Linked DNA regions of Homo sapiens: all the other regions are linked to region 2. Evidence: chromatin loops called from intact Hi-C (ENCODE). Cell type or tissue: B cell. All regions are shown on one strand. Region 1 overlaps ATXN1 (ataxin 1). Region 2 overlaps ATXN1 (ataxin 1). Region 3 has its middle 29 kb from the start of DTNBP1. Region 4 overlaps ATXN1 (ataxin 1). Region 5 has its middle 59 kb from the start of ATXN1.

What was found. A loop is a pair of places that touch in the nucleus more often than their neighbours do. Peaks named below come from ENCODE experiments on the same cell type or tissue, not always from the same donor. Only the 100,000 strongest peaks of a DNase experiment are listed, where the experiment ranks them.
Region 1: it touches region 2 in a loop (6-fold over the local background); 58 of 110 quality-filtered maps call a loop at or near these places.
Region 3: it touches region 2 in a loop (7-fold over the local background); 2 of 110 quality-filtered maps call a loop at or near these places.
Region 4: a loop joins it to region 2, with 6 times the contacts of the local background. A loop is called at or near these places in 22 of 110 quality-filtered maps.
Region 5: a loop joins it to region 2, with 30 times the contacts of the local background. A loop is called at or near these places in 6 of 110 quality-filtered maps.

Annotation. Positions count from the first base shown.
Region 1 is chr6:16,512,520-16,517,519 of GRCh38, reverse strand. All of the region lies in intron 5 of ATXN1 (ataxin 1), which reads left to right. Among named protein-coding and RNA genes, the nearest start is that of ATXN1-AS1, 250 kb to the left of the region's middle. In B cell, a CTCF peak has its summit at 2,981 (motif pointing left); a DNase peak (open chromatin) is centred at 3,029.
Region 2 is chr6:16,329,315-16,334,314 of GRCh38, reverse strand. All of the region lies in intron 6 of ATXN1 (ataxin 1), which reads left to right. Among named protein-coding and RNA genes, the nearest start is that of GMPR, 93 kb to the right of the region's middle. RefSeq lists a silencer at 1,923-2,217 and an enhancer at 1,923-2,217. In B cell, CTCF peaks have their summits at 1,790, 1,989 (motif pointing left) and 2,819 (motif pointing right); DNase peaks (open chromatin) are centred at 2,034 and 2,794; H3K4me3 peaks cover 593 bases; H3K27ac peaks cover 638 bases.
Region 3 is chr6:15,689,172-15,694,171 of GRCh38, reverse strand. No RefSeq gene overlaps it. Among named protein-coding and RNA genes, the nearest start is that of DTNBP1, 29 kb to the right of the region's middle. In B cell, CTCF peaks have their summits at 2,520 and 2,720 (motif pointing left); a DNase peak (open chromatin) is centred at 2,741; H3K27ac peaks cover 323 bases.
Region 4 is chr6:16,418,035-16,423,034 of GRCh38, reverse strand. All of the region lies in intron 6 of ATXN1 (ataxin 1), which reads left to right. Among named protein-coding and RNA genes, the nearest start is that of GMPR, 180 kb to the right of the region's middle. RefSeq lists an enhancer at 1,782-1,831. In B cell, no CTCF peak of the experiment used is centred here; DNase peaks (open chromatin) are centred at 1,904 and 2,784; H3K4me3 peaks cover 779 bases; H3K27ac peaks cover 3,745 bases.
Region 5 is chr6:16,817,551-16,822,550 of GRCh38, reverse strand. No RefSeq gene overlaps it. Among named protein-coding and RNA genes, the nearest start is that of ATXN1, 59 kb to the right of the region's middle. In B cell, no CTCF peak of the experiment used is centred here; no DNase peak of the experiment used is centred here; H3K27me3 peaks cover 175 bases.

The sequences.
Region 1 (5,000 bases), 180 kb before region 2:
GCATTCTAAGCACTTACAACATGCCCAGTACTGCTTTATTTTAAAATTTAAAATAACTTTTATGTATCTTGCATATATTAACTTGTGTAATTCTCACAACAACCTTACAAGATACATTTTAAACTCGTTTTGTGGGAAAGGAAACTGGGGACATGAAGAGGTCAAGTGGCTGGCCCACAGTCTCACAGCTAGCCTGACTCCATAGCTTTTTTTCTCTGCTACCTCTCAGAAACTGACTACTGTATTTGTGTGAATGAACAAATGACTGAATGAGAATTTTAGAAGCCCAGACCAAAATCATTAAATAGACCTAAAGACATTAGGGTCAACACAAATAAGTAAAAATGATGAGCCATGGTTGACACAGAATCAAGGCCATGGCTAAGATAAATTCACAGATGAATAGCTAATGCCTTCTTGTAGCCATTGCACTTAATTCCTGATGATCCATGCCTGCATGGTGGTATTGGTTAATGCAAATGAATAATTGTTATTACGTATTGGGAATTATTTCCTAGTGGGAAAATATCAAGTCATCAGTTATGAGTTAAGCAGCTACTGCTTGCGAGGCTCACAACTAAATTTTGGGGAAAATGATGAGAGGAAGGAAAATGTGAGTTGGAGGGTGAAAAGGTAAGCCCTGAAAGTACAAGCCAAGGTCACTGTCTTCAAGAGGCTCTTGTCTCATTAAGTGGCAAGGAGTGAGTAAAAGTGACATTAAGGCAATTAAAAGATACTGAGGGCAGTAAATATAAAGCCTAGCACAAGGCATTGTTAGACATGATTCATTACCAAATGGTAATAATAGAGAAAATAAAAGCTATTGTATTAGTCAGGATAGGATAAGCTTTTGTTGCAGAAAGGTCAACCCTAAACTTTCAGTAGCTTAGCAAAATAAAAGTTTATTTCTCATTCATACAGTGACCGCTGTGGATGCAGTATCTCTCCAGGACAACTGTCCTCCATGCATAACTCCATGATGCAGTCTGCTTTGATCTTTTTATCCAGCCATCTAGGGGCCTCTTTCATGATCACTGGAAGAGAGAAAAATTGGAAAATTGCACCAGCAATTCAATGCTTCAAAGCTTTGGCCTAGAAGGGACACTTGTCACCTGCTATGTCCTAAGCATGGCTTTTAGCTTTTTGTATAACTCCCAACGTCCCAGTCCTCTCACACAGCACACAGTAGGTGCTCGATAACGTGTAGGGTAAAAGAATGAATGAACTTAAGAATGCATTGTGACTTGCTCCTGATGGTGTTGTAGCAGTAATATACCTGGCAGCCCCCAAAGCCCAGGCTTGGAACAGTCAGATCTGGCTCAAAAATATTTACTAAAATTAAAAGAGCATTAATAAAAATAACAACATAGTTAACATTAATTAGCTATGGTGATGGGACAATCATAAGGACACGGGCAAATTAAACTCAATTTAGCAGGTGGCTAAACTTACGCTAAAGCCCCGGCCTGCCAGACATTGGCCTTGTCTTAGACACATCACTGTCTAACAGTCCAGAGCTCAACTCACAGTTCACAAGTCATCTGGTCCCATCTTGTCTTTCTGACCTTGTTCCTCCTGAATGAGATGGAGATCATTAGGCTTGTTAAAAATTAAGAAGCTTTATTAAGGCAAAGTTAACCTGTCTGGGATGCTTCCATGATTCCATCCCAGGTGTATGGACCACCCTATACCATCCCCCTCCTGCATCCGCTTCTCTCATGCTTTCATCTTTCATCTGGGGTCCTGGTGAACAGACCACAATTCAGCTCCAGATCAACGAAGAGGGGCTTCCAGACAGGGGCCACGCATATGCTGAGGAAAACACAGCAATCTAACATGTAAAGTAAGTGGGAAGCTCCGTGTAGGACTCAACACGGAGAATGGACAGCTCATAGAGAGAAAGGGGGAGACTGCCTTGGACAGGGAGATAGGGGTCACACCACATGTGTCAGACCAAAGAATGGGGACCCCTCAACCACATTCGCTACGTGTGTATTATGTGGTGAAGAGAAACCTGCCTGCGAGGAGGACTGAGTCCCAGCCACTGACAGATTCCCAGGACACGGTGCTTCTTGTTGGTTTGTGGTTTGGGGGTGGTAGTGGTAGGGAGGGAGGAGTGGTCACTGTGTAAATGGGCAGTGCTGTGGGGAGGGGTCCTGAACTGGGGGTTGGCAGTCACTGGAGATTTTTCAACAAGTTGGGGATGTGAAGAACCATGTTTTAGTGAGATGAGCTTTACAGCTGTGTCCATATCCCGTGAGATGGTGGAGAAAAAAGAGACTGGGGTCCCAGAGGGAAGGCAGTTGCAGGCGTAAGGAGATAAGGTTTTGAGAACTACTGTGGGCGTGTTACAAAGGGACCGATGTGGAGGACACTACAAAGAAAGAGTTGAACAAACTGAGCAACTGGGTATTAGAAACAATGAAAGGAATGGAGTCAGAGATAACCCAATTTTTGAGCCTAGGTGGCTACCGAAGGTGTCCTGTGTTGTACTTTATGGATATTATTATTATTAATTATTATTATTATTATTATTTTGAGACAGAGCCTCGCTCTGTCGCCAGGCTGGAGTGCAGTGGCGTGATCTCGGCTCACTGCAACCTCTGCCTCCCGGGTTCAAGTGATTCACCTGCCTCAGCCTCCCAAGTAGCTGGGATTACAGCCTCCCACCACCACGCCTGGCTAATTTTTTGTATTTTTAGTAGAGATGGGGTTTCACCATGTTGGCCAGGCTGGTCTCGATCTCTTGACCTCGTGATCTGCCCACCTTGGCCTCCCAAAGTGCCGTGGATATTATTTTAATAACAGTGTCATCCCATGAGATAGAGAGCCTGTGGCAGAACCCAGGGATTGCCTGGGACCCAGATATGCCCACGTGAGTATCTGAGTTGCCTTAACCCCACCTCCCTTCCTTCGAGCCCTCCCTCCCCAAGGTTTAGGATCAAATCTTAAATCAGCAGCAAAACTGCCAGGCTGAAATTTCATCTCCATCCTGGCCCTCTAGTGGAGATAAAATGGTTTGAATGTGGGCGAGAAAGTAAAACGGAATGTGTGGTTGCTGAGTCTAGCTGTTGATAAGAGAGGGTTCACCATCCACCCATGAGAACTGTCTCTCTCCTGCTGGTGTGCCTCGCTCTCAGACGCAGCCTCCCTATGGCTCTGGGACATGAGGGGTAATGTCTTGCCGGTTGGTAAAATTCTTGCAAGCTGACAGTCTTTTTTTGTTTTTCTTTTTTTTAAGCTCCACAAGGCTACTGCACATTGCGTTCTTGCTCTTTGTGATCCAACAAGAGGGAGTCAGTTTTGATTTGGGAGAAAGGAGGAAGAAAGCTGTTTGATGGGCGAGAGGAGGCATGTATTGATTGCATTCCCGTTTTGCTTTCTGGGGCTGGCTGGTCATGTCACTCTTCATAGCTGCCTGGCTCTAGTGGTAGAAGAGAGTCTAATGAGAGACGCTACGGCTGTGTGCAGCTTGCACACAGCAACTCTTCAGCTCCAAGGAATCAGAGTGAGCTCCTGAGCTCCCTGGGATTCAGAGGTGCCTCAGCCCCAAATCTTTTTCCCCTGCATTTAGGCTAGAACAGGAAAGATGCTACTGGGAGAGAAGAGAATTCCTGACATCTTGCCTTTCTTGTCTGCTTTCTGCTTGGGTCTGTGGAGCAGCCACCTCTGGGCAGAGGTGCAGGAAGTGTGACAGAACAGGAAAGCTTTAAAGTCACTGTCTCCCTCCCTCCCATGCCCTAGGCTACCCTTGCTGGTCAGAACCTCCTGCTTACTCTGGTGGACAGACACCTGAGTTGCTGCTCTTGATGAAGTTTCTCCCACTTCTTCAAACCAGCAAGGCATAGGACCCCACTTGGCTTGGAAGACACGTGACGCTCTTGATCATTTCAGTCCCTTTTACATCCCCATAATATCACCGTGGCCTGTTAGATTGATTTGTGAGTAAGATTCCTTGCAAATAGCAAGATGATCGGAAGCCTCTATCTTTTCCGGGGGAGGTGCATATTTAAACAGACAGCCTAAGCTATTTATAGATTGTAATGTATTGTGTTACAGGGAAAAGGTGGAAGTCAACAGTAATGTTCTGTTCCCCATTTCCTATAGTTTCAAGCATATTTTCTTGCTAGTCCTAGAGACTTTAAACATTTAGAATCTCCAGTGATATCTATATTCTTTTGATGTACTTTGTGTAGAAACTCAAGCACGAGCAGGCTTCAGAGTCAGCTAACCAAAGAATCTTGGGGCTTTTGATCACTTTCCATTAGCACAAACAGTGATCTCTGCCCTGTTGTATATTGTTTGAAAGGACATTTGCTGTTTAATGAAGATAAACATGTTGCTGGGTTTTTAATATGTCTTCTCAACTCAGGAGCTGAAAAATGCATACATGAGATTAGTTCTGTTGGCGTAGAAGGGATTCTGCGTGCCCCAAACATTTTCCTAGCCGTTGGCTGAACTTTTGAAATGTGCTTTGCACTGCAAGAACAGATACTGAACAGATATTTTACTTAGAAAGCCTTCTGTTTCAATGGTGATTCCCAGGGGCCACTCAACCACATCTTACTAAATAATATTTGGTCAAAAGAGAAACGTGAGTGCAAGAAGGACACATGATCACAGCCACTAACAAATTCCTAGAAAGTGCTGCTTGTTGTCATTTCTGGTTAGGAGGTGATGGTGATGGCAGGTAGAGGGTCTAAGCCATTCTCCTGTCTCTCTTTTAAAGTACATTCTTCTGTTGCTGTAGCTCCTGGCATTGGCTGTCACCCTCACTTGCAGGAGGGAGGGAATGACTGTTTGTTGCTGTTGGTGTCTGAAAATCTGTGGGCAGAACTTTTAGAAAAAGCAGACCACAGAGCCTGCTATATATTTTGTTCAGCCCATTCTATTTCTCTTCACTTTTTAACCGATTGCGACAAAAAAAGGGGCCTGCCTTCTAAACTTGTCTTTATCTTTAAAAGAGAATACCTTTTATAAATGCTTAGAACTTGGAGATG
Region 2 (5,000 bases):
AACCCTGCTAGTAGGCTAATTGAGCTGTTGAAACCAAGGGCAGGCATTTACATTTATTCTCATTGATCTTAATTTTCCTGGTTTGGTACCATCACTTCCGGCTTCTTAAGATATATTTGAATCTTATTCGCAACATATATCCCTTCTAGCCTTCTGTTACTTCGAAATATGATAACCAAAACACTGTATTAGTATTGAATAGAACAGAACTAAAAATAGAGTTCTGGCATACCATTTGCTTCACACTGACATTGAACAATTGAGGTCCCCGTCATACATACTAGAAACGGAATGAGTGTTTGATGAATGAATGTGTGATCCACTTTGGGGGCATGCCTGTTCAGTCAACCATAAAGGCATCTAATTATAGCTATCATCCAATCCACCTTTCTCCATTCTAGATACTCCAAGCATGTCGGGTTTGGACCTGTTTTTAATGCTTGGCCAAAATGAAGTGCTTTCTGCCAGTGCACCACACAGGCCTTCCAGTTTAGTGATGTAATAAAGCTGGAAGGAGATTGGTGAGTCAGCACTTTGAGAATCCTTGACATGCCCAAGTAACCTCTGTCCTCACACCCAGGTATTCTGCCCTCTTCAGTGTTTGCATACGTAGTTTTTCCAGTCCTGGCACAAGCTCATCAGCCTGCTCTTCCTCTTCTTTAAAGCTGAAACCGTGCCCTGTTTGTCCATAGATATACAGGCCAGGCAGCCATGGGTTCATTCAAACTGAGAAGCACAGGATTGGGGGTGTAGGAAAAGCAACCCATTTTCTTGCCCTAGGTTTAAGATGTATTTTTAGGAGTTTATATATCAAATTCTAAGAGCATCTTCCATTCTGAGCAGTTGGCTGCTATTTACTGGACTTGCAGTCAGTGGGCATATATTCCCCACATCCCTAGCACAGAAGCATCTCATTTTCCTATCACTTCCCAAGCAGTCTGAATCCATGGTAATAGCAAAAAATTTCTCGAAATGAAATTATAGCAAAGAAAGAAGTGTGGAGCTTCCTTTGTTAAATTTCATTTTTCTTCCTGGGAATGATTGAGTTGTGTATAAAATTTATGATAATAGCCTTTTTAAAGTATATTTCTCTGCAGTTGTGTAAAGAACCAGAAGAAAAGCAGCATTTGTTATTTGCAGCCGTATTAGGTTTAGATGACCCCAGAGGAAGCAGTGGAGCATCACCTAAATATTAGATGTTTATCTCCGAGGCTCCATCAACTCTGTGTTTACGTACAACACCTAGTTTGGTTTCCCAGTGCCTGCTCCATTAGGAAGAGGCTAGAGATGTTTAATTTGCTTAAGAGTTTAGCAGTAGAAAATTTAATCGGATAGCTGCTAGGGTTTCTCAAACCTTACTGTGCATAGAATCATCTGGATATCTTGTTAAAATGCAGGACTGGGTGGGGCCTGAGAGTCTGCATTTCCAGCAAACTTGCAGAGGATGCTGATGTCACGGGTCGGAGGACCACACTTCGACTAGCAAAGCCTTATACCACTGGGCTAAATTTAGAAATTATGATAGAGAGATAGTTAATGTAGCTCTAAAGCGGCTTAAGATGAATGTATTCAGAACAGTGATTATCAGGCAAACCATGGGTAGCAAACTCTAAATACATTTGTCTTGATTCATCTATTAACTCTCCCTCCAATTTCCCTTTTCCAATAGGAATGTTTAAACAGTGCGATCTGCATATGTGGCTCTCTGGTAATTTGGCATTGATATAATTGTGCATGGCCCCATGTTTGGAAGAAATCTTTTTGTTGTGGCAGGTGCTTCCAGAGATAAACTCCTCGGGGGTCCCCTGGGAGGGCAATTCAGGACACAGAGGCCAGTTGTCTGCAACTAGAGACTCTAAGAGCAGAAATCCCACTCTCCTTTTTTCTTTTTTCTTCTTTCGTTTCTTTTTCTCTCTTCCTTATTTTCCAAATCTACTTTTCCACCTTCATAAGTTACTTCTTTGTTGTTTAGTCCCATGATCACCCGATAGACCAGGAATGTGGTGCCATCCTGGGGCGCCCTCTGGTGGTTCATTGAAAATACAGCAAGACCCAATCTCTACCCGTGGGTTTCCCCTTATCAGTACTGAAAGCTTACGGGGCCCAGAGAAGGGACACATACCTCAGCGTTAGAGAGCCCTGTCTGCTCCGTGCTGCACTGGTAAATAGCCCTAAATGTAGGAGGAGGATGGGTGGAAACTTTTATCGGTTTGGCCCCAGCTCGCTGCAACTGCTGTCTTAATCATTGTGTCCTTGATTTCTCATTGGCAATCTCTGGAAAAGATGCTGTTTATCAATGGATAAGTTTTCAGAAGAATAAATTTGGATTTGTGTGTTAAGGCCAATATGTCTTAGCAATCATTTCGCAGAAGACCAGTCCAGTGAGTCTTCAGGGCTGACTAAGCCGATGTCTCTCAAATAAACAGTATAATTAAACCTGAGCACTACTGAGAACCAAGTCAGCATTCTTTTTCAAATTTACGAAAGCTGGCTTCCTAAAGAAGTACCTTCAGAGGAGTTTTCTAGTTTTGTGTATTGTGCATTCAATTGTACAGGCAATGTTACATTTGCATTGCTAATAGACCCTTCCTGAATGTGTTTGACATTTTACTTGGCTTTGAAAGGACTTTTATGCCGCTGCTTTTTCTTCCCTAGTGCTGCCTTGGGCTAATTAACCTATTCCCTTACTGGCTGGGCCTACTATATGCAAATGTTCTCATTTTGCATTCTGACACATCACTCTTGCATAAATATCCCTCATGAAACCCTGTGGGGTTTTATTGGATCAGTGCTGCAGGAGGGCCAGCAGGGGGCGCATGGACTGGTTCTCTCTGAGTAGGTCTCACGCATGAGTTTTCCTTGCTCGTTGGTATGGAAATGTGGGAGCGTTTGGCATTCCCTTTCTTAAGAGTGAGTCTTGAAATTTAAAGATAAAAGTTCATTATTAGAACTTCTTTTTACAAGGGAAGGCTGTACAGAACACAGTTATTTGTCACTTACAAAAACCCTAGGTGGGCAGGGCGCAGTGGCTCACGCCTGTAATCCCAGCACTTTGGGAGGTAGAGGCTGGTGGATCATTTGAGGTCAGGAGTTCGAGACCAGCCTGGCCAACATGGTGAAACTCCGCCTCTACTAAAAATACAAAAATTAGCCAGGCATGGCGGCAGCCGCCTATAATCCCAGCTACTCAGGAGGCTGAGGCAGGAGAATCGCTTGAACCCGGGAGGCGGAGGTTGCAGTGAGCCGAGATTGGCACATTGCCCTCCAGCCTGGGCGACAGAGTGAGACTCCATCTCAAAAAAAAAACACCTGGGTTGCGAGAGTAAATAAGTGACATTACTCCTTCAACACTTCATTTCTTCAGCATAAGTGTTTTAGGGTTTTTTTAACCTTATTTTTCATTTCCGTCCCAGTCTTTAAGCGCCTCTCTTGTCATATGAGAAATTCTATTCTTACTGAAATGTCCTTTGATATCGAGACACCAAATTTCTAAACCTGCACCTTCCTAGATATCTGATCAAAATCATTAAGGATTGAGAACTTTCTGTTGTATCATTTGTCATTTCATTATGATGTTCATTGATGATGTTGGAGCAAAACCAATAAGGGCCATTAAATCATTGCCCCTTCCAAGCTGGCTGCAGTGGCTCATGCCTGTAATCCCAGCACCGGGAGGCCAAGTGGGTGGATCACTGAGGCCTGTTCAAGACCAGCCTGGCCAACATGGCAAAACCCCACCTCTACAAAAAGTACAAAAATTAGCCGGGTGTGGTGGCGTGCACCTGTAGTCCCAGCTACCTGGGAGGCTGAGGTGGGAGGATCACTTGAGCCCAGGAGGCACAGGTTGCAGCAAGCCGAGATCACGCCACTGCACTTCAGTCTGAGCAACGAAGCAAGACCTTTTCAAAAAAAAAAAAAAAAAAAGGAAGGAAGGAAGGAAAAAAATCATTGCCCCCTCTAAAAAATAGTTACAAAGTAGGGGGCAGAGTAGAGAAAGGGGGTTATGTTTCAGTAGGGATTTCAGTGTTGCTCCAACATGGACAAGGATTGAATGCTGAAGGCCGCTACTTTATTGTGTTTGTTTTAAAATCGGATCATTGGCTACACACAGTGGCTCATGCCTGGAATCCTAGCACTTTGGGAGGCCAAGGAAGGAGGATTTCTTGAGGCCAGGATTTCAAGACCAGCCTGGTTAACATAGCAAGACCCCATCTCTCCAAAGAAAGAAAGAAAGAAAGAAAGAAAATCAGATCATTGAAAAGAGGGTCTGGATGTGAGATACCAAAACCCAAGGGTGTGGAATTCCCAAAGCCCAATCCCACAGCTCTCAGAATCACAGCATGTTGCACTGTGCATACCTACAGCTGCTACCTGTGGAAGCAATCACATCCGCTGCTTGCTAGCCTGGGTCATGTCAGTTCCACTGATATTTGGCCTCTTGTCTGTTGGGCATTGGTTTGCCCACACAGCAGCAGTAACTCAGACTTCAGTGGTTAGTAAGAGACTGAGATACTTGACCATAAGAACTGGCTCCAGGGTCACCATTTGTATGTCCAGGTTTGAACACACTGATCTGATTTGTCTGAAAGAGCTGTCGTCTCTAGTGTTAATGGCGAGTTGTTACTTTCCAATGAGAAAGGGGACGGTGTGAAGGGGAACTTCAATGACAACTTGAAAAGGAAGAGAGAGATGGACAAACCAAGCATGTAACCCACTGAGAAAACATTCAGTGCACTAGCCCTATTTTTGTATGGTATTTGGGTTTTTTAACCATAATCAAATTCGGTTTTTAACAGTCTCACTCCGTCATCATATGAGTGGCTGTACTGGGAATTCTTTTGAAACTTGCAGAGAACAGGATTATTTCTGGCGGCCTCTGCTGAGTTGGCGTGTGTGTGTGTGTTTGTGTGTGTGTGTATTAGGGAGAGGAAATCGTAGGTCCAGTGTGGACCCAGAGCTAAGGGGAATCTTGGAGAGTAGTGGCTCTGGCAGATGAGGAT
Region 3 (5,000 bases), 640 kb after region 2:
GTTCTCCTTGCCCACTGCCTAGACAGAGCTGATTTATCAAGATGGGGGAATCGCAACAGAGAAGGAATTTAATTCATGTAGAGCTGGCTGTAGGGGAGACCGGAGTTTTATTATTACTCAAATCAGTCTCTGAGAATTAAGGGATCAGAGTTTTTTTTTTTTTTTTTTTTTTTTTTTTTTTTGAGACAGAATCTCGATCTGTGGCCCAGGCTGGAGTGCAGTGGCGCAATCTCGGCTCACTGCAAGCTCCGCCTCCCGGGTTCACGACATTCTCCTGCCTTAGCCTCCTGAGTAGCTGGGACTACAGGCGCCCGCCACCACGCCCGGCTAATTTTTTGTGTTTTTAGTAGAAACGGGGTTTCACCGTGTTAGCCAGGCTGGACTCGGTCTCCTGACCTTGTGATCCGCCCACCTCGGCCTCCCAAAGTGCTGGGATTACAGGCGTGAGCCACGGCGCCCAGCCAGGGATCAGAGTTTTTAAGGATAATTTGGTGGCTAGGGGACCGTGAGTCAGGAGTGCTGATTGTTGGGTTGGAGATGAAATCACAGTGAGTCGAAGCTGTCCTCTTGTGCTGTCTGGCAGTCCCTGGGTGGGGGCCACAAGACCAGATGAGCCAGTGTATCCATCTGGGTGGTGCCAGCTGATATATCCAGCACAGAGTCTGCAAAATAGCTCAAGCACTGATCTTAAATTTTACAATGATGATTTATCCCCAGGAGTAATTCAAGGAGGTTCAGAATCTTCAGAATCTTTTCTTTTCCTTTTTTTTTTTTTTTTTTTTTTTTGAGATGGAGCCTTTCCCTGTCGCCCAGGCTGGAGTGCAGTGGCGCAATCTTGGCTCACTGCAACCTCGGCCTCCTGGGTTTAAGCAATTCTCTGCCTCAGCCTCCCAAGTAGCTGGAATTACAGGCGCGTGCCACCAAGCCTGGCTAATTTTTTTGTATTTTTAGTAGAGACGGGGTTTCACCATCTTGCCCAGGCTGGTCTTGCACTCTTGACCTCGTGATCCACCCACCTCGGCCTCCCAAAGTGCTGGAATTACAGGCGTGAGCCACCGTGCCTGGCCAGTTCAGAATCTTATAGCCTCCAGCTGCATGACTCCTGAACCATAATTTCTAATCTTGTAGCCACAAGATTAGAGGACTAATAGAGGCTAATCTATTAGTCCTCTAAAGGCAGTCTGGTCCCAAGCAGGAAGGGGGTTTGTTTTGGGAAAGGGCTGTTGTCACCTTTGTTTCAAAGTTAAACTATAAACTAAGTTCCTCGCAAAGTTAGTTCAGCCTACACCCAGGAATGAACAAGGACAGCTTGGAGGTTAGAAGCAAGATGGAGTTGGTTACGTCAGATCTCTTTCATTGTCATAATTTTCTCAGTTATAATTTTTGCAAAGGCGGGTTGAGTCCCCCACAACGTGGGGTGGAAATTACAAGGATCCTAGAGTTAGGAAACCTGGGTCCTAATTCCCACTCCATCAGCTCTTGGTTATGTGACCTTGGACACGTCACTTGAACCTTGTGAGTTTCAGTTTTCTCATCTTCAAAACAGAGATCACAAGAGACTTCCTCAAAAAGGCTAAATCCTCATCTGTTAAAAGAGAAACTCAGTAGATTGTTTATAATCTAGACTCAATAAAACAAGAAATAGTACCATGGGTACATCACTTAGAGATCTGGAGGTGACCCCCAAGAAATCCTGAAAATAGAAACTGTTAAAAGTTCCTAAAGGTCGCCTTTAGCTGGAGAACCAGGGGTGGCGTGTGGGAAGGAATAGACTGGGAACGTTCCTTCTCATGACAAGCTCTTTCGTGGTATTTCATGTTTTTAACATCAACTTTGCTTTGAAAAGTTTAAAATCGGGCCGGGCTCGGTGGCTCACGCCTGTAATCTCAACACTTTGGGAGGCCGAGGAGGGCAGATCACGACGTCAGGAAATCGAGACCATCCTGGCTAATGCGGTGAAACCCCATCTCTACTAAAAATACACAAAATTGGCCAGGCGTGGTGGCGGGCGCCTGTAGTCCCAGCTACTGGGGAAGCTGAGGCAACAGAATCGCTTGAACCCGGGAGGCAGAAGTTGCAGTGATCGGAGATCGCGCCAGTGCACTCCAGCCTGGCAACAGAGCAAGACTCCGTCTCAAAAAGAAAAGAAAAGAAAAGTTTAAAATCGTTAAAACAGATTTCTGAAACCCGAGATTGAGTTTTAAAATAAAAATGAAACTGGGAGAAATAGAATACCTCCCTCTCAAGGTTCTGGATGAACTGAGAACATGATGTGTGAGAATGCTAAGACTCCAAAGATGATATCCTGCCTGTGTTTTTAGAGGGAGGGAAAGGAGAATGTCGTCCTGCTGTCCCTGAAGAAACTGACAGGAGAAAGTTCCTCAGGAGTTTTGATGGGTCACTCAACCCTGACGGGGCAGCGTCTGTTTATTCCACGCTTAGTAGCCTACGACGCTGCCGAAGAACTTTATAAATATTTTTTATGCCAATGATGAATTCCAGTTACAGAATTTAAATACAAAGAGGAAAGCTCCTCCTGGGATTCTGATGCAGGGCAGCGTCTCCAGGAAGGGTGCCCCTTCCTCAGTTGCCTCTCAGATACGGTAGACTCTCCCTACCCTCTCCAGTGAGGAGCTCAGCGCCAGGAGCGTCGGAGCTGGCAAGATTGACACGAGCTGCAGCGCCGTCTGGAGGCACGCAGGGAAAATGAAATGAGGTGATGGTTCTGCAGCCTCAGGACCGGACCTCAGGCTGCGGTCTGCCCTCTAGTGGCTGTAGACGTTAGTTACACTTCGAAAATGCTCAAATGGGCCAGTGAAAACTTTTGAGTTAACTGAAAAAGAAACTAGGGAGACAGAGAAATGAGAAATCGTTCAGATGGCACATTGTTGAGACGTCAGCGGAAGATTGGGTTTCTGCTTCTTTGGATTCTCTTCTCTAAGCCAGTGGTTCCCTAGAAATTGGAAAAATAAGGCTAATACACAAAGTAAAAATGCATTTAAGTTCGAGGATTGCCTTTCCTTCTGAGATTTTTGTTCTGCTGAATTTGGGGGGCTTTGTGAAAGTGACGGCAAGTCTCAATTTTCTTTCCATGTCTCATGTCCTCTCCCAAATATTTTGGGAACGTTTACTCATTTGTTACACGCCTACTTCTAGACTCGATAAAACAAGAAATAGTACCATTTATAGTACCAAGAAATAGTATCACTGTTCCCTCCCATCGAGACAGTCTTTCCAATTCAGAAGCAAAGAATTACTTTCAGGTGGAATAGATGTCCAGGATCATTCAGATCCAGGAAAGACAAGGTGTTTCCTCTCCTAGATTTGAGACCTAGGCAGGACCAGTGATCTGTCCACTGTATAATACAGCACTTTGCAGTTGGCAGAAATTCAGTAGGAAATGCTGAAAAGAACAAAGGTCATGGGTGACAGATGGGGCCTAGAGCCCAGATATTCTGTCCTTTTCACCACACCAGGATCCTGAGATTTCTGGAAAGACATGTGCAATCTGCTTAATTGAAAAACTGCCAGGTTTTCCTAACAGGAAGTTGTTGGACTGGGGACAGGTACAGCAGGAATCCAGCAGGGAGAATTGGTGTTTGTCATGCTGAAGGTGAGCCTTGGAAAGTCTCATTAGATATTATCAGAGTGCAATGGGGGATGTGTGGGCAGGTGTTATCTCCTTTGACGGTTTTTCCTACGGGCTGGGATATTAATAAGACTGGGGGATTGGGAGGAGTTACTGGGTGGGGGATACAGAGGAAGGCTTTGTGCTCTGCAGAAAGAAAATTGAGAAATAAAGGTCTATGAGAAATGGGAATGTTCTACACCATGGAACGAGCAAGGGAACAGAGCCTTAAAACTAACTGTGAGGTCAAGTGCCATGTGGCTCCCAGAATAACCAGGGGCTCTGACTGCAGGGAAGCACCGAATACTTCACACTGTTAACAACTTAAAAATGCCAAGCCATGTGCCAAAATGCCCTCCAAACCGTTCTGTAAATTTAGATTTTCATAAATTCTGTATTACAGTTCCAGAAAAACTTCTCAATAATATATTTAATGATGTTTGGTGAGGACATAGAGAAACTGAAACCCTCGTGCATTGTTAGTGGGAATATGAAATGATGCAACCTCTGTGGAAATCACTTTGGCAGTTCCTTAAAAAGTTAAATATAGAATTACCATATGACCCAGCAACTCCACTCCTAGGTATATTCCCAAAAGAACTGAAAAAGAGGTATTCAAACAAAAGCTTGTACACCAGTGCTCACAGCAGCACTATTTACAGTAGCCAAAGATGGAAACAACCCATATGTCCATCAACTGGTAAGTGCTTAAAGAAACTGTGGTATATTCATACAGTGGAATATTACTGAGCCATAAACAAGAATGAAGTACTGATTTGGGCCATGAGGTGGATGAAACTTGAAAACATGCTTAGTAAAAGAAGCCAGACACAAAAGGCCACATATTATATGATTTCACTTACATGACCTATCTAGAATAGGTAAGTCTATAGAGACAAAGATTAGTGGTTGCCAAGGACTGGGAGAAAGGGGAAGGGGAGCAGACTGCTTAATGGGTAAGGGGTTCCCTTTTGGGGCAATGAAGATGTTTTAGAACTAGATGGAGGTGATGGCTATGCAATACCGTGAATTATATACTCTTTATGTTGTTGTTGTTTTGAGGCAGGGTCTCACTCTGTCGTCCAGGATGGAGTGCCATGGTGCAACCTTGGCTCACTGCAGCCTTGACCTTCCAGGTTCAAGCCCCTCTCCTACCTCAGCCTCCCAAGTAACTGGGACTACAGGCCACCACACCCAGCTAATTTGTTTATTTTCTGTAGAGACGGGTTTATATACTCTTAAATTATGAAGTTTATGTTCTGTGAACTTTACCTCAATAAAAAATGTTTAATATTTAAAAATATATTTAATAAATAGTCACTTTAATAACCAGTTACTAAAGAGATAATAAAAAGATACTGCAATCTAAATA
Region 4 (5,000 bases), 89 kb before region 2:
TTATGAAAAATGAATTCTAGAGTTCCCTTTCTGAAATTTCTTACCTGAATCAGATCAGATATGACAATTCTATTTTTTAAAGCACCTTACTGAAAATAAAGTGCTTTTCAGTAGTAAACCTTTAAGATTCCTGGTTTCCCTCTGACTTGTGAAAATATGAAAGAACTGAAATTAGACCACATTGGCCCAGGTTGGGAAAACAGATGGCAGAGATAAGGCAGATCAAAGAAACATCTCTCTGTGGGTGAAGGAGTTCCTGGTTGTCATGTATCCATTTTTTGTAGCGTTTTCCCTACTTGAGGAGGCTGTTGTGAAGGGCAGGATTCTTCACTGAATCTTTATTGTAAAAGGCATAGGTGTGTCTTGGGTGGATTCCAGTTCTCAGGTTGATTTGCTTGACAACTCTTAGGAAGGAACAATTAATACTGCTGCCCCTCAACTAGCTAGGGAGATTTCACTGTGGAGGTAGAAGTCGGATTCACTGAGGCAGAATTGCCAGGGCTTGAGACCCTTCATGCCTCTCTTTTCCAAGTCTCTCTCTCCAAGAAAGGGTGAACTTTTCAAGTCAAAGAGCAGGGACGTAAATAAATGCAGTTATGGCTGTCTTAGGAGGATCCATTCACTTAAGGCAAAGGTCTTAGAAGTTACAGAAGAGGAGAGAGAATGGGAACTACTGTGGCACCAGGATGTCTGGAGAAGAGAAAGTGCGCTTACTGTGCACAGCTTCCTCTCCCTCACCTGCGCCACGGTGAACCCACCTATATCTTTCTGCTGGCAAAAACATTTGCTCAGTGTGTCGCCGGAGTACTTGAGTGTCTGATATTTCTCAAGGCAGAATCTACCTCACTGTCTCTGAAACCTCAAAATATGTGGCCCTCTCGAAGGATAACAGTTGGCAGCAACCTAAGGCTGTTCTGCTCCAACTTGGAATGAAGAGGAATATGATTTGGCCATTCTTCTTAGCACAGAGGCAAATAAAAAAAAAAACCCTTATATACTTCAAAAGATGAAGATCTTACTTCTTACTGGCTATCTTTGCACCAGGTCCTGGGATTGGCATATAATAAAAAATGCATATGCAGTGGCCATGAAATGGGCTTAAAGGTCAATCTTGGCTGCCAGTCGTGGCTAAACTGCATTGTATTCCATGTTTTTTTCCATATTGCCCCTGCAGTGTACATATACATGCACAGTCATGGCCCCTGCACACTGTGTACACACTCACGCCTGCACACATGTATGCATATCAACGCCTGCACATGTACTTGTATGCACACTCACCCACACATGTGCATTTGTGTGCACTCACTTCTGCACACCTATTTGCATGCACGCTCATCTCCCACAAATATGTATGCATGCACACTCACGCCCCCCCCACCCTCCCGTGTGAAACTCTGCACCTGCTTGTCTTTACCCTCACCCTTGAACCTGTGTATAACCTCATAAAGTAGGAAGAAGCCCAGTGTTGAACTCTACAGCCTTTTACATTCAAAATGGTTTTGAAAAATGCCCATTCAGAGGAACAGGAAAGCACCAAACCTAAAAGGTCTGAGGACCTTTCCATGCTTTCTGTCTCCTAATCTCAGAGCTGTACCAATCTGTTATTTAAAAATTAGTCATTATTTATCCAAGGCAGGAGGGGACAAATGTAACTGTTAGTTCAGTAAATGATTTCATTCTTTTTTTTTTCCTGTGTCCTTTCTACTGTTAAAGTGACGAAAATGACACCACGGTTTGATATGTGGGGTTGGTTTCAGTTTGAATAATCTCATCCTTAGCTGCATGTGAACTCATGTCTTCTCACACTCTATTAGATAAAAGCCTAAAACAGGAAGGCCAGAAACAACTGTTTTTAAAAAGCTCATGCTACCCTGGCAACTTAAGTTGGAAGAACCTAATAAATAAATACAAAGCTGCCCCTCTGTCCTAATGTACTTCTTCTGAATTCCAGCTGGGCACCTCATGGTTTCATGCCTGAATCACAAAGGCGAGTGCCAGTACCCAGCCAGAGCAGTTTTCCTACCATAAACCAGTAAATGTGTGTGTATCACATGTAAGTCAGGGTCAGATGGGGAAAATCAACTACAAAACCGCAGAGACATTATGCAAAATTGGATTACGTACATGTTTTCAGTTTTGTCTCTTAGCAGTTTAAGTCTTTAATTAAAATACACACGAGAGAGAGAGACAGAGAGAGAGAGAGAGAATCTGTAACTGTTAGATTTTATAGGCCCCGGTTATGAGATAATAGCCTTCCAAGTAATTTTTATGGGTCATTCTATCTAGTGGCAACTTAGACTATAAAGCCATCTCCCAGCTTCCCAAAAGTAATGTCTGTTTTCTCACTTTCTAATAATTACTTCAGATTTGAAAGTAAGGAGTTGTCACAGTGAATACAAATTAGAGTCAGCTTCAGGGTATTACTAAATGTGGATTGTTTTGTTCCGAGTTTTATCCATTTTAGGCAGAGTAACATGATCATTTATATACATCTGCCTCTATGCAGGCTGTGTAGACATACTCAGAACACCAGCTTCACCTCTTCAGTCTTCTAAGACAGTCTTTCTAATACTCTATATTGTCTAATAGCTAAGCTATTGTTAAATAAAAACACGCAAATGTTTGCAGTTAGGCTCCCCCCTCCATTCTCAACCTCTTAAGTGATACAGACAGTAAATGCATTTTGATGTTTATTTAGAAAGTTGGCATCCTGGGACTGTTCACAAGATAGCTAATTTGTCTGAAGGTCCCCAGAGACAGTGAAAGTCATCCCACCATCTCTCTAGCTGCCCTCATACCGGGGAAGTAAAATGCAGCATAGAACACTGCAGCTCACGTTATGGAGAACAGTGGTGCTATGGTGATTTCCTTTCTATTCAAATCATTTAGTGAGGATTTACATAATTTGCATTAACGTGTGACTTTCGATCACTTATGCTGCAGCAGAGTATTCGTTGCCTATGTTCTCTAAGGCACCAGTGTGGTGGTTCATGTGTCCTTGTATAAAAGATTACTGTCCTCCCCATCCCCAGTCTTTGTATCTGTGCACCAGAACAAAATGCCCTCGGATCATGGCCACCCAGGCCAGAGAATGAGGACCCACACTTTAAAAACCCTGTAGATGATAGGATGAGCGGTCCTCATCCGTCCCCTCCCTGAGAGTGAGGTTGGGTTGGAGTAGAAGGATGGACTCTGCCAAATGATGACAGCAGCCCTGAGAGTCCTTCTCACAGGTGGCCAGCTCTGTCCCCTCCAGCCTCACCACACATTCCCCTAGTACACAAAGGCAGACCCGGGCAGCCACTCAGCATGCACATGTAGCAGTGTCCCCTGTACACTGGTACCCTCAAGGCCTCCCTGGCACCTTTGCTTGTTACGTTGGCTGATTTCTTCAAAGGGAAATATGGGATGTGGTGCAGCCTGGCCCTCACACACTCTGAAAATAGCACTGCCCAGGGCCAGGCCTTTTCCTTTGCACACTGCCATACCCACCCTGGAAAGTACTCCATGGTTGTATCACAAGAAAACAGCCATTTGGGCATTTTAAATTACTCAAAATATTATAAAAATATTTATAAAATATATTAATGTATATATTTATAAAATACAAAGAGTATATGATTACCAGGCAAATGAGTAGACAGTGATAGAACTATCATAAGAATAGGATTGGCTATTAATTATAATAATGATTGGAATAGATAACATTTATTGAACATGTATTATGTGCCAAGCACTGTGCTAAAATATTTACATGCAGCAGTTCATCAAAAGCTCATGGGAAGCCATGTGCAGTGTCATGCACCTGTACTCCCAGCTACTTGGGTGGCTGAGGCAGGAGGATCACTTGAGCCCCAGAGTTTGAGCCTAGCCTAGGCAACATAGCAAGAACCCATCTCAAAGAAGAAAACAATACAAAAAGCTCATGACAGTTGTAAGACATATGTACCATCATTACCCTTATTCAACAGAAAAGGAAATTGGGGCTTAGGGTGGGTGGTTACCTTACTTGTACAAAGTCACACAGCTAGTAAGTGGAGGAGTTGGTTCAATGAAGGATAACCAGGGAAGCATCTGTGGGCATATCGAGGCCTGAAAATAGGAACACCTTGGCCAAATTTCAGACCATGACATCAAGCGAATGCTTGAAAGCTAAGGAACAAATAGAAATATGTTGTATCATTTATAACAAATTGTTACCATTAACACCTACAATTATTAGCGTTAGGAGTATTGCGGTGGGAATTGAACAATGAGAACACATGGACACAGGAAGGGGAACATCACACTCTGGGGACTGTTGTGGGGTGGGGGGAGGGGGGAGGGGGGAGGGACAGCATTAGGAGATATACCTAATGCTAAATGACGAGTTAATGGGTGCAGCACACCAGCATGGCACATGTATACATATGCAACTAACCTGCACATTGTGCACATGTAACCTAAAACTTAAAGTATAATAATAATAAAATAAAATAAAAAAAAGGAGTATTGCATGGTCAGACTGTTCAGATCTCATGAATGCTCCCTGCTTCTCTATTCCTTCTTTGATTTGACATGTGCCAGGCCATGTATTCCAGTGGATTTCTGTACTTTCTACTTTATTCCAAAGGCTAAGCATTCCTGAAAGCCACAGAGGGAGTTGATGTGCTTAAGGAAAGAAGTATCGCTTAATGTGGCCAAAAACCGATTCCATTTCTGTACAAATGCAAGGAGTTTTTGCCAGGAGCCAGGGATTAATAGTCTAGAGGAAGGGACTAATTGTACACAGGAACAATATTTACTTTTATAATGGGAATAGTTTGAGACAGTGCATCTTCTAGACACAAACATTCAGTAGGAAGGGTTATGCATTAATTCTTTCATTTAATGAGCATTTTAAGCACCTATTATGTGCCAAATATCTTTTCGTAGCTCTACAACAGTGTTCACTTCTCAATCTTTTGCTACACCAGAGCGTTGGGACCATGCTCCCATTAATCACCCTGTCTCAAACA
Region 5 (5,000 bases), 490 kb before region 2:
CCTAAGAAATGTTTGCTTAGAAACAGATAAAAATGATCTATAGTTGCATGAACCTGATAGGTGTTTATAGAGCATTCCAGGTTACTTGAAAACTGTGTGTTCTCTTAATTAATGTAAGATTAATTCTTCTTACTGTGTATTCTGCATTACAGAGTATGAAGAGAACTGTGTATCCTCTTAATAAATGTAAGCATTTATCAGCTGTCTCTTACCCCCAGTCTTGGGGATATTGTTGTTTCGCTTTATTTTTAACTAAGTATACAAAGAAGATAGGATTTTTAGAACTCTGCTAAGCAAACCCTATCTTCATAGATACTGCAAATGAAAACATCAGTCCTAGCTACATCGCCACAATCTTTATTTCAATTTTTGCGTAACTAAGGGCTGCAGGGATCCAAACTCCAAAGTCCACGGGACTGCTAGGGCACTTGGCCTGTGGCCATTGGAGCGGCCAGTGTTGGTGACCACACAGGGACCTGTCACATATCACTCTTTGATCTTGAGCACTGTTCAGCTGGCAGCTGGGCTACATGTGCAAATACCTGCAATCTCTGACTGGCCAGGAGAAAAAACAAAGTTGAATGACCTACTACCTTGTCTATGGATCCAGGCCCTGAGAACTTTAGATGAGGTCTGGACCTTTCGTTCCTGAGTTGACAGCCAGTAGGCCATGAGGGAGCACACATAGCTTGTAGGGTTGATTGGGGTTGCCCCTAGTTGATCCCTGTGTCATCTATGGAGCAAGGGCAAGTTCAGGGCAAAGGTGCAAATTCCACTAACCCACTGTCCCAGGGATGTGTGCTGAAGAAGAAGGGGCTCAGAGCTGGATGATCCAGGCTTCAATGAAAATTTGCCCACCATCATCATTCTGTGTCCCTACCTCCAAGCCCACGGCCTGTCACATAGGATACCCTTGATAAAATGAATGAAAAAATGAATGAATATGTATTTCTTTGTTGAATGAATAGAAGGTACCAGGCCACACAAGTTTGTGTGTTGAAAAGTCTGAAGCAAAGGACATTTACCAAGGTAGCAGCAAAGGAGTTAGGAAGTATGTGTCCTATCTGGTAGTACTTGCTTAGGAGGCCAGGTTCCAAACATCCAGTCTCCAACCTGTGCTCAAAGGAAAGCATGTTGCCTCTTTTGAGGCACAAACTTGTGATGTTTAGTAGGCTCACTTATCTTGCAAATGGAAATTTTATTTTCTTTTCTAAGAGACAGGGTCTCTCTGTCACCCAGGCTTGAGTGCAGTGGTTCACTGCAGCCTCAACCTCCTAGGCTCCAGCAATCTTTGTGCCTCAGCCTCCTGAGTCGCTGGGACCACAGGTGTGTGCCACCATGGCCAGCTAATTTTTTATTTTATTTTTATTTTTTTGTATAGATGGCGTTGCCATCTCCTCAAAATAGGGTTGCCATCTCTATAAGATGGGGTTGATGAAAATGCCAAAAGCAATTGCAACAAAAGCTAAAATTGATAAATGGGATCTAATTAAACTAAAGAGCTTCTGCACAGCAAAAGAAACTATCAGCAGAGTGAACAGGCAACCTGCAGAATGGGAGAACATTTTTGCAATCTACCCATCTAACAAAGGTCTGATAACCAGAATCTACAGGGAACTTAAACAAATTTACAAGAAAATAACAAACAACCCCATCAAAAAGTGGGCAAAGGATATGAACAGATACTTCTCAAAAGAAGACATCTATGTGGTCAACAGATTATTAAAAAGTCAGGAAACAACAGATGCTGGTGAGGGTGTGGAGAAATAGGAATGCTTTTACACTGTTGGTGGGAATGTAAATTAGTTCAACCATTGTGGAAGACAGAGTGGTGATTCCTCAAGAATCTAGAACCAGAAATACCACTTGACCCAGCAATCCCATTACTGGGTGTATACCCAGAGGAACATAAATCATTCTACTATAAAGATACATGAACACGTATGTTTACTGCAGCACTATTTACAATAGCAAAGACATGGAACCAACCAAAATGCCCATCACTGATAGACTGGATAAAGAAAATGTGGTACATACAGACCATGGAATACTATGCAGCCATAAAAAGGGACATGGAAGAAGCTGGAAGCCATTATCCTCAGCAAACTAACACAGGAACAGAAAACCAAACACAACATGTTCTCACTCATAAGTGGGAGTTGAACAATGAGAACACATGGACACAGAGAGGAGAACAACACACACTGGGGCGTATTGGGGGATGAGGAGGGGAGGGAGAGCATCAGGACAAATAGCTAATGCATGTGGGGCTTAAAACCTAGATGACGGGTTGATAGGTGCAGCAAACCATGGCACGCGTATACCTATGTAACAAACCTTTATGTTCTGCACATGTATCCTGGAACTTAAAGTAAAATAAAAATTAAAAAAAATTTTTTTTGGAGAGATGGGGGTGCCCAGGCTGGTCTCAAATTCCTGGGCTCAAGAGATCCTCCTGCGTCAGCCTCCCAAAGTGCTGGGATTACAGTTGAGAATCCCAGCCAAAGTGCACCTGGCCAAAATGATCATTTTTTAAGTTGATGATAAACTGGAGGCGGCTCAGGCTTGCTGAAAGCTCTCTGCTTTTTAGGATCAGCCAAATATTAGCTTGCATCCAGTAGGTGGCACTTTGACAACAGAGGCTCCTAAGCCCTTTGTGCAGCTTGATAATGGTTTATCAATTTATCTAAACTTTTAAAATGAGAAGATTCAAACCACCACAAGCAGGTGCGCAGTTATAGATGATTGGTATTTGGCTATAAATAACATCATAACTCTCCAAAGGCCCCTAATTTCACCCTGAGAATTGGAAACTTTTCCTGTGAAAATCTAAGACCAAAAAAAAGAGTTAATGTCTTGAGGAATCCTGAAAGAAATAAAGTTACAGGGCCATCCCTAGCGCTACGATGCTTGTGTTTAGTGATTTCTTTTTCTCCTATTAAACATGCCATCTGGAAGCAAGCTTACCATCTGGAAGGACATTAAGTGGGTTCCAGATGGATCTCCCTTTGATCCAATCGATATGGACAGGAGAACACCCAGAACAAACTCTATGCCATATTCTGAGTTGGCTGCTAGAACATCGATATTTCAGAACACAGGCTAAAAACAAACATTGCACGAATAGGTGAGGAGCAGGCTCTTCAGTAGAAAGGGGCAAACCACGGGAAAGAGCAAAACCTGCAGAGAAGGGCCAGGTGAGATAATACAGAATTTGAGGGCACTCAAGGTGCCTACAACATTACAGGTTACTACCTTGGAGAACTGTGTCATCCTTTCAGCTTTCACTTTGTTTTAATGAAAAGGTCACAGTCTATTTTCATTGTCTGGCACATCTGAGAAGAGTGGTAGAAAAAAGTTAAAGATTAGCTCAACTTTTTCACCCCATGTCTGTGCCAACCTGCTACCCACTCAGTGCTACAGAGACAGAGGAGACAAAGTCAGGTGTGAAGGTGCCTGATGTTTCTTTCTTCCCACCAAACTCAGCAGCCCCAAAGCCAAGATTTGAGGACTGGGATTACTAGGGGTTAGGAAGGCAAAGAAAAACGTGGAAAATATGAGTCGAAGCTCTATCCTTACTTGTATATATCAATACATGTGTATATCAATACTTAACAAGCTCTATCCTTACATGTATATATCAATACATGTGTATATCAATACTTACTTCACCGGGGTAACTACTTAAAAACATTTTTTGTTTTTGTTTTTGAGACTGTGTCTTGCTCTGTCACCCAGGCTGGAGTGCAGTGGCACAATCTCACTGCAGCCTCCGCCTCCTGGTTTCAAGTAATTCTCCTGCCTCAGCCCCCTGAGTAGCTGGAATTAAAGGCACACGCCACCATGCCCAGCTAATTGTTGTATTTTTAGTAGAGATGGGGTTTCACCATTTTGGCCAGGCTGGTCTTGAACTCCTGACATAGTGATCCGCCCGCCTCAGCCTCCCAAAGTGCTGGGATTACAGGCATGAGCCACCGCACCCAGCTCTATTTTTAAGTAGTTTATCATCAACTTAAAAAATGATCATTTTGGCCAGGTGCATTTTGGCTGGGATTCTCACCTGTAATCCCAGCACTTTGGGAGGCTGAGGCGGGAGGTGTTGTGAAGAGCAAAAATGCATGCAAAGAATCTGATACAATGCCTGGCGCTTGTAGATGCTCAAGAAACTGCAGTTGTTTGCTTGCTTGCTTTTTAAGTTAAATAATGCCTTCTTGTCATGGTAGACAAAACAACTTTATAGCATTCATTCATTCAAGTGTCACAATAACTTTGTGAAATAGGAGGGGGTTATATCTCGACTGTTTTATATTAATGTCTTAATATTAATATTAAGATTTTAATACTAATATTAAGATCTTAACACTTTTTGCTCAAGACAAAAAATGGTGCTTGGAGATTTTTAATGAAACTCTAAAGTTGTAGGTCCAATAAATGGAGATCTTGGACTTGAAACTGACTTAATTGGATTCTAGCTTCAAGGGGTCTTTCCATGGTGCCAATTGCATCATCCTTTTCACAACTTCAGTGCTTTTGCTTTTTCCTTAAGTTTACTGTAGTTCTGCATCGGTGCGCCTAGAAAGGTGGCAAAAATACTTACTGAGACTTTGGAATCTTCTTTCAAGGGAACCCCATTTCCAGTTGTTTTCCCTCTCTCTCTTGCTCATGCTCTTGCGTTCATTCTCACTGTCTCTCTCCATAAATATATATCTTACATAGAGTAAACCATTTTGATTCTTTGGAGATGAGGTTATCTGTGTATGAATGGAATGTTTCTACCCTGGGCTAAAACAGTAAAGGCAGCAGAAAGCACTAGCCCTGGTATTATTCAGAAAGAGAATCACTGCTGTAATTCTATGCTACACATAAAATTTAGTGTACTATACATTTGGTAAATTATATATAAAATAAAAATAATTGTAGCTTTTAGTATAGGTAGATAGGTAATGGTAATATATAATCCAAACTAGAAAATGATAAAAGACAATTCCCTAAAGAACAGT